Regions from separate parts of the Homo sapiens genome. Here region 2 is linked to region 1. A link is a contact called in ENCODE Hi-C or POLR2A ChIA-PET data. All regions are on one chromosome and are shown on one strand. The core of a region is the stretch at or near the end of the contact, and the rest is flanking DNA. Distances in the headings are between cores, read along the strand shown.

Region 1 (3,766 bases), core at 1,160-3,659:
AAGGATTCTCCTATGGAAAGACCTGGTCTCCCTCCAGCCTAAAAGCTTGACTCTGATGCTCATCATCCTCTTCTTCATCCTCATCACCATCATCATTATCATCGTCATCATCATCATCTGTTATTAAGTCACCACATAAAATTTCCTTTGAAGGCAGGTTTCCATGACTAAAAATAAAAGCGTGAAAACTAATCCCCTGTCGAGATGAACTAATGTTCACCTTGCCCCAGACTCTGCCCATCCACCACCTCAAATGGCTTTGGAGCCAGACAGACTTGAGTTTAGAATCTGCCTTCATCACTTACTAGCAATAGGACCCAGGGCAAATATTTATCCCTAAATGGTTATAACAGTGAATTAATAGACTATTATAGATTAAAAGAGTCCATATTTAAAGTGCCAGTGACAAATAAATATATGAAAACATGCCCAATTTCACTAGCATCCAGGGAAATGCAAATTAAAACAATTTTTACTCATCAGATTGGCCAAAGTGAAATAATATATTAGTAAGAGAATGCTAGCTGCTATTAACAGATAAACCTCAAAAATCTCAGCAACTTAATACAATAGACTTAATTTTCTCTACAGCTAAAGACCAATCAGCAGTGACAGGGAGAGATGCTCAGTTCCACGACGACATTCACAGGCTCAGACTGATTCCCTCCGGTGGCTCTGTTTACCCCCATGGGCCTTGGAGCTTTTCACTAGATCCTCTGCCCCCCTTACAAGAAAGGGATTGCACCAGAGGTTTGTACAGGCCAGCTTATTACTTCTGCCCAATTTGCTTTGGGCAGACCAGTGACATGTCCTTACCTAAAGGCAAGAGAGGCTGGGAAATGCAGTCTTAACTGGGTGGCTGCCTCTTAGCAACAACTCTAGACTATAGAACAAGAGCAGGACTCTTTAGCAGACAACTGGTTACGTCTGCCACACATAACATCAATGTCATGAAGATGTGGGTAAGTGGGTTCTCTTACATGCCACTGACAGAAAAGTGAACTGGTTATAGGCTCTATGGAGGACCCAAGGCAGTGACTTTTAAAATTTAAAACATGGTTGTTGTGTGTTCCAGCAACTTAGCTTCTTGGTAGCAATCCAAGAAGCCCTAGCAAATGGGCTGAAAAAGGCATACTAGAATGTTTATTACAACACTGTTGCAATCATGAATACAAACAAAATGTCTATCAACAAGGGAAAGTCCAAATGAACCATGTCTATCCCTACTATGGAATACTATGCACCAGTGTGAATAAGATAGATCTATACCTATTTGCACAGAAAGTATCTAAAGTCACTTTGTTGAGTGAATACAATTTTCAAAATAATACAGTATGATAGTGTTTATATAAAAATAGCTATACAATACTACATATTTTCGATATGGTTGTAAATTTAGTAATGAATAGGAAAAATGTCTGGAGGCACATGAACCAAAAAGAAATAACTATTCTAGAGAAAGATAGGGAGGAGGAGAGGGATGGAGGGAGGAAGAAGAGTTTGACAGTCACAGAAATATGAAGATCTTACGGCCGAACAAGTGCAGACCCACACGCTTATAAAAAGATGATGCATTAATTCCACTCCTAGGTATATACCCAAAGGAACTGAAAATAGAGACTCAAACAAGTATTTGTATGTACATGTTTGAGGCAGCATTATTCACAATAGCCAAAAGGTGGAAACAACCCAAGTGTCATTAACAGATGAATGTATAAACAAAGTGTAGTATGTACTTACAATGGAATATTATTCAGCCATAAAAAGGAGTGAAGTTTTTACACCTACTACAAAATGAATGGACGAACCTTGAAAACATTGTGCTAAATGAAATAAGCCAGGTAGACACAAAAGAAAATATTGTATTATTCTACTTAGTTGAAATATCTAGAATAGGTTTATCAAGATGGAACTTTATAAAGATGGAAATAAGATTAGAAATTACTAGGGGCTGGGGGCAGGGGAATAGGAAATTACTGCTTCATGGGTACAGAGTCTCTGTTTGGGGTGATGAAAAATTTTTGGAAATAATGGTGGTCATATCTACATGTAACATTGTAGGTATGATTAATGCCACTAAATTGAATGCTTAAAAATGGTTAAAATAGCAAATTTTATGTGATAAATATCTTACTAAAATAATAAAATGAAGAAAAATAATCAACTGATCTACAGTTGAACTTCAGAATATATATATGATTCAATATACTCTCAACTTGCTTTCAGAGAGAATCAAATAGGTTCTTCCTGAGTCGAGAGAAGGGGAATGAAGATTATAGGGGTCCTTGCTGGAAACCAGATTTTTCTCTCTTCTGCCCCAACACATGGCTTCCAACATTTAGGTGTCTGACTTTGCTGTAGACTATTTTAAAATGACAGACTTGTGTAAGGAAATGAAAGAATGCAATTAAATCTGATGACGAGTGTGCTATTTAAATCTCCTTAATAGGAAATCTTCTGAATTTAGTCATGTACTATGAGGAAATGATAATAGAAGTAGAAAATGCAAGGTATGCTGTAGGAAGTTTGACTTTGAATCAGATGGAGGGAGACTAGCTCTTCCTCCTTGGACTAATTGCTGTATTGATGCAATTCTCCATAGCGCCATGTGTGTTTTGAGGGGGTGGAGGGAGGGCGGTTGAATGATTTATGTGTTTAATTTCCCTCGATGCTTAGAAGGCTGCTGCCCTGCACTCCGAACAGGGAAATTGATTAAAATAACGATTGTGGAGAGCACAACCCCTTGCAATCAGTAACAGGGAGCTGTTTTCCTCTCCTGGAATTAGAATCCTGATCCCTCCCAGATGCCTGGGGTCATCTCCTTGGCCTTGGGGACCAGTGTGGAATTTTCAAAGCTAACAAGACTTGACCTTAACTAACAAGTTCAGTGGAAAGAGTAACAAATTTGACAGGGTCCAAAAAGCAGAGCAGAGTTCGTCTCTTAATGGTCTCTGCTTTGCTCCTGCTCTTCAGGGACTCTAGTTCTCAGATAAATGCATTTGTGATCAAATAAAAATTAACAAATATTTATGGAAATAGTGTTGGGGAGAGAGGATATGGTTTCTGTGTGGAGCTAAGGGGACAAAAGTCATAAGAACTGACAGAAGAGAAAGAGAATTTTGGCTTTGGAGGTGATGTTGTTTAGCGGAAGGAAACAGGTGTGGAACCAGCAGGCCTCGTCACTTACTAACTTCTATGACTTGAGCAGCGATTTTTTTCCTCTCTGAGCCACAGCTTCCTTGTCTGCACAATAAGGATGATAATAATGTCTACTGCATGGTATTGTATGCTAGAAGGGTGAGAGGTGTAAAGGCCTGGTGCAGAGTAAAAGCTTAGTCAGTGATTGGCGTTATTGGCGTTGCTGGTTCTGGATCACAAAAGTGGAGAACTGAGACCTGAACTCTCAGGGCACTTAGGGTGAGATGAGAGAAGGTGGCATTGGGATGGGCACCAAGTCAACTGACAAGCTAGAAATCGGACAGGAAAAGGGATTTGTTCCATCTTTACCCTAACTGGTCTGACCCCACCTGGATGTTCTCCAATTCAACTCAGATATTAAGTACCCAGAGTTAACACAGATCCCACAGGTGAAGGGCAAAGTCATCCACAAGCCTGCCCTCACTTCAAATGCCAGCTGCACTTCAAGGGCCCCAGGCCACTTCCGACCAACTGGCTGTAAATTTGGGAGTTCTCGTGACCCTCTCAGTTTCCATAATTCACTAGAATGGCTCCCCGAGCTCACAGAAAGCAATGTACTTATGATTGT
Region 2 (3,649 bases), core at 723-3,222, 48 kb after region 1:
TGGAACTCTAACTCTAAGGTGGTGCAGAAATTATTGTTTCTAGCTTTTCAGCATTTATGTAATGGGAAGGGTTGTAATGGAGGCAAGTGAACCACCATACTATCTTCCATAAGTAAGGACTTTCTTATGCATAGAAGAAAAGGGGACTCCTGATATGTTATTCAGGGGATTCCAGATGGGATCAGGGAATTCCCAAATCTGTCTGCTGCTTGTCACACTGCCTGTCAGCCCATAATGGAGCACTATTATTGATGCTTTCCATAAGCCCCTTATTAACATGTAAACATTCCTATAAGATTGAACAGATAAAGGTCTAATCCATTATTAACACCTACACAAATGTCAGTTACCAGTTGATTGAGAGAGAGGTATGTGGTGGGGAGTGGGGAAGAACCCTAGAAGATGGTAGGATGTCTAAGTAGGAGGCAAAAGACTATCAAAGGCAAATTGCTCACCTACACAAATGAGCTCCTGGACATTTCTGACTTCTTTTCGAACAGAAAGGCCAGTTGTGCTGTGACAAGGATGTACATAACAGAGAGGCAAGATAGCAAGCACAACGAAAGTTTCTCCTGTCTCCCAGCAAGCCCTGGCTCTCCAGCTCTCTCCCAGCAAACAAATGCAAGGCAGAATTCAGAATACAAATGTCTTCTGATGTATCCTTCTCCAAGGGCAGGAGGACTGTAGAGATTCACATATCGATTGGGAGCATAATAATGCAATAAAAAATTCAAAGACAAGCCAATTTCTCAGTGTTTGCAAGGACTGGCAAGTCCAGCAAGGTTATTGATGAAGAAATTAAGCAGAATGCAACGCAGCCTGCTCCAGCCTCAACTCTCTCATAAAAAAATCTACACCAGAAGCATTTCTCACATGACGTCAGCATGCTCCAGTAAAGGTGTACACTCCTGGTGGTTTTTGCTAGACGGATACTGATTGCATTCCAAGGGATGCTGTGGTGACAAGGAACACGAAGTCTAGGTTCTGGTCTAAAATCTGACACTACATTGCTGTGTTACCTAAAACAAGTCACTTGACAACTCTGGGTTTCCGTTTCTTCATTGGTAAGGCAGAAATAATAATATTAATCTTGCTTGCCTCCTAAAGAAAATGGCCTTAACTCGAGGTCCAAGGATAAGTTTCAGGCATTGTTGGAGCCCCCTGAAATTATAGACAAACTTTTACATTTAGATGGATATACTGAAGATAATTTCCCACATAATTCTAAACTGGATAATCATATGCAGGAGGAAAAGGGGTCCATGGCTCTTTTAAAAAAGTTAACAACTAATGGCCAAGAGAATCAATGGAAATAAGTTAATCGGTGAGAACTGCTCCACAAACTCTTGAAGAAAATAAGAATATTTCATTCAAGTTTACAAATAATAGCCAAGACCCACTTGCCTTATTAGTACAGTATGTACCATCTCCCTTCTGGGTTTTTCTGTCCTATTTGTGTCCCAAATTTGCAGTTTTTACTTGCTAAGATTTTTCAGTTCATATATACAACCACCTCTCAGATCACCAAATGATTTTAAGAATCCAGACTGGGTTATCCCACTTTATGGGCCCCTCACAGTTCCAAGGATCCACACCACTGGTCAGGCAAGTTTCCTTTTAGACCTTAAAGTCCATTTTCACTCCCTTTTCTTGGTTATTCTAACTAATCACCTGCAACTCTAAGGGAGGCTACTCTTATGACACTAGAGAACTCTAAACTGGTCTTTGGAGGAAGCTTACGCTTGATGTAATTTCTCTTTGCTGTTAGATCTGACATAATTACATAATTGAAGCTGCCTCTCCCTTCTAAACCAGACCAATTATGATTTCTTTATTTGCAATAAGATGCAATTTAGGGCATCAAGAAAGGGAATTATCCAAGAATCTCATCTTCCCTTTACCCTCAGTTAGACGCAGAGTTCATGCAGTCTCTGGATGCTGCTCATGATTCTTTCGGCCCTGTCTAGGCGTGGATGGATTCACTCGGTCACCGAGGTCGCCTTTCTACTCTGGTGATTATAAACAGGAAATGATAGCAGAATTACTCATAAGCTTTAGCCAAAGCTTTGTTGGGCTTAGGCTGCTGTTCCAGCAAATTCAATGTATGTCTTGACCCTTTGGTAAGACTATTTCTGGGATAAAACTTTTTGGCTCATGGCAAAATTTGCTCAACATTTACTCCTTGACCAAGTCAATGTACGCCTCTATCCAGGATAATTGCCATTAAAATAGACATTTCATTTATTTGGAACACAGAGACAAGTCTCTACCTAAATGAATTTTGGATATATACCTCTCAACAAGAGACCTAGAAAGGTTCTTAAGCAAAGACTATATTATTAAGTATATTGAAATTTATACAGCAGTGTAAACATACTGATATCAGTGAGCTTGGTTAGCTTCTAAAGAGCCAAAGCCACAATTAGCCAATAACAGCAGAGAAAATAAATATATGTCAACTTCCAGGAAGTTTAGTACTCATGTGAAGATTCTTTCTATGACCCCTCTTTTAATCCCCTTTCTGGTTTGTAGCCTGCTTTAGTGATTTTAAGGTGAGTTCATGTCACACCTCTTATCAGTTATTTTACGTATATATACAACACACACATACTATATATACATGTAAAATAGATAAAAACTTTATGTGTGTGTATGTTTGTGTGTGATCCTTGGAAATAAACTTTTTATCTTTTTAGGTACCCATAGAATATTTATAAAATAACTCTATATTAGAACAGTTGATTCAAATAAGACACAATTAGAGCTGTAATCAAATACCATTCTCTGATACTAATGCAATACATCTAGAAATGTACAATAAAATAAAAAATTTAATTTTTTTCATTTAAATAATTCTGAACTAAAAAAGAAAATTTCAGAACTGACAATTGTGTAGAATATGAAGATATATGATAACATATGAGACATAGCTAAAGCAGTGTTCAGAGGAAACTTTTAGCCTTCAATATATTAATAATTGAGATCAAATGAAAATAAATAAAGGTCCCAGTCACAAGTATTGAAAAATATCAAAATAAACCTAAACATTACATATTGAAAGAAAAATTTAATATAAAACAGAAACATAAATTTAAAATAGAAAAACAAAAAATAATAAAATTAATAAATTACTTTATTAACTAATTGTTTGAAAAAATGCGAAATTAAATAAACTGTCAGCTATCTTAGTCCAAAAAAGTGGGGGTAGGCACAAATATGGAAACAAATCACAGTATGAAACGGTCACTGTAAAGAGGCAGCCCAATGCACTATATTTCCAAGCAGTACCATCTTTGTATCTAGGGGTAACCACATGACTAATTCTAGCCAATGGCACATGAGCAGAAGCGATATGTGTGTGTAAAAGGATTTGCACCAGCAATTCACAAAAAAGAAGTGCAAATGGTTTTAAAACAATTGAAACAACGCCTAATCTCACTTAATATAAATGTTAATTTAAACTACTACAACAAAATGTACTACTTTTCACCACCCACATTGTCAGATATCAAAACATTTGACAATTGTAAGAATAATTACTAGTAATTATAGAACATGTACTATGTGCCCGGCACTGATGCAAATACTTAACACATCTTTAGTGCTCACAGTAACTCCATGAGGTGAATCTCATTATTACCCCCTTTTA

The links. A loop is a pair of places that touch in the nucleus more often than their neighbours do. ChIA-PET counts read pairs that join two places held with the same protein, here RNA polymerase II (POLR2A). Pooled maps may share reads with other maps.
Region 2: a map of endothelial cell of umbilical vein shows a loop between it and region 1 (4-fold over the local background). The contact joins two enhancer-like sites. A Hi-C loop is called at or near these places in 3 of 168 maps with a recorded cell type or tissue (IMR-90, PC-3 and endothelial cell of umbilical vein) and 2 of 50 pooled maps. POLR2A ChIA-PET finds 5 or more read pairs at or near these places in 1 of 52 experiments (OCI-LY7).

Annotation. Positions count from the first base shown.
Region 1 is chr20:4,504,927-4,508,692 of GRCh38, forward strand. No RefSeq gene overlaps it. Among named protein-coding and RNA genes, the nearest start is that of PRNP, 180 kb to the right of the region's middle. Within about 2 kb of position 2,410, at least 3 of the 41 ENCODE cell types and tissues checked have a DNase peak (open chromatin) inside an H3K27ac peak, as active enhancers do; they include PC-3 and endothelial cell of umbilical vein, where a contact is called at or near this core.
Region 2 is chr20:4,553,664-4,557,312 of GRCh38, forward strand. No RefSeq gene overlaps it. Among named protein-coding and RNA genes, the nearest start is that of PRNP, 130 kb to the right of the region's middle. Within about 2 kb of position 1,973, at least 4 of the 41 ENCODE cell types and tissues checked have a DNase peak (open chromatin) inside an H3K27ac peak, as active enhancers do; they include PC-3 and endothelial cell of umbilical vein, where a contact is called at or near this core.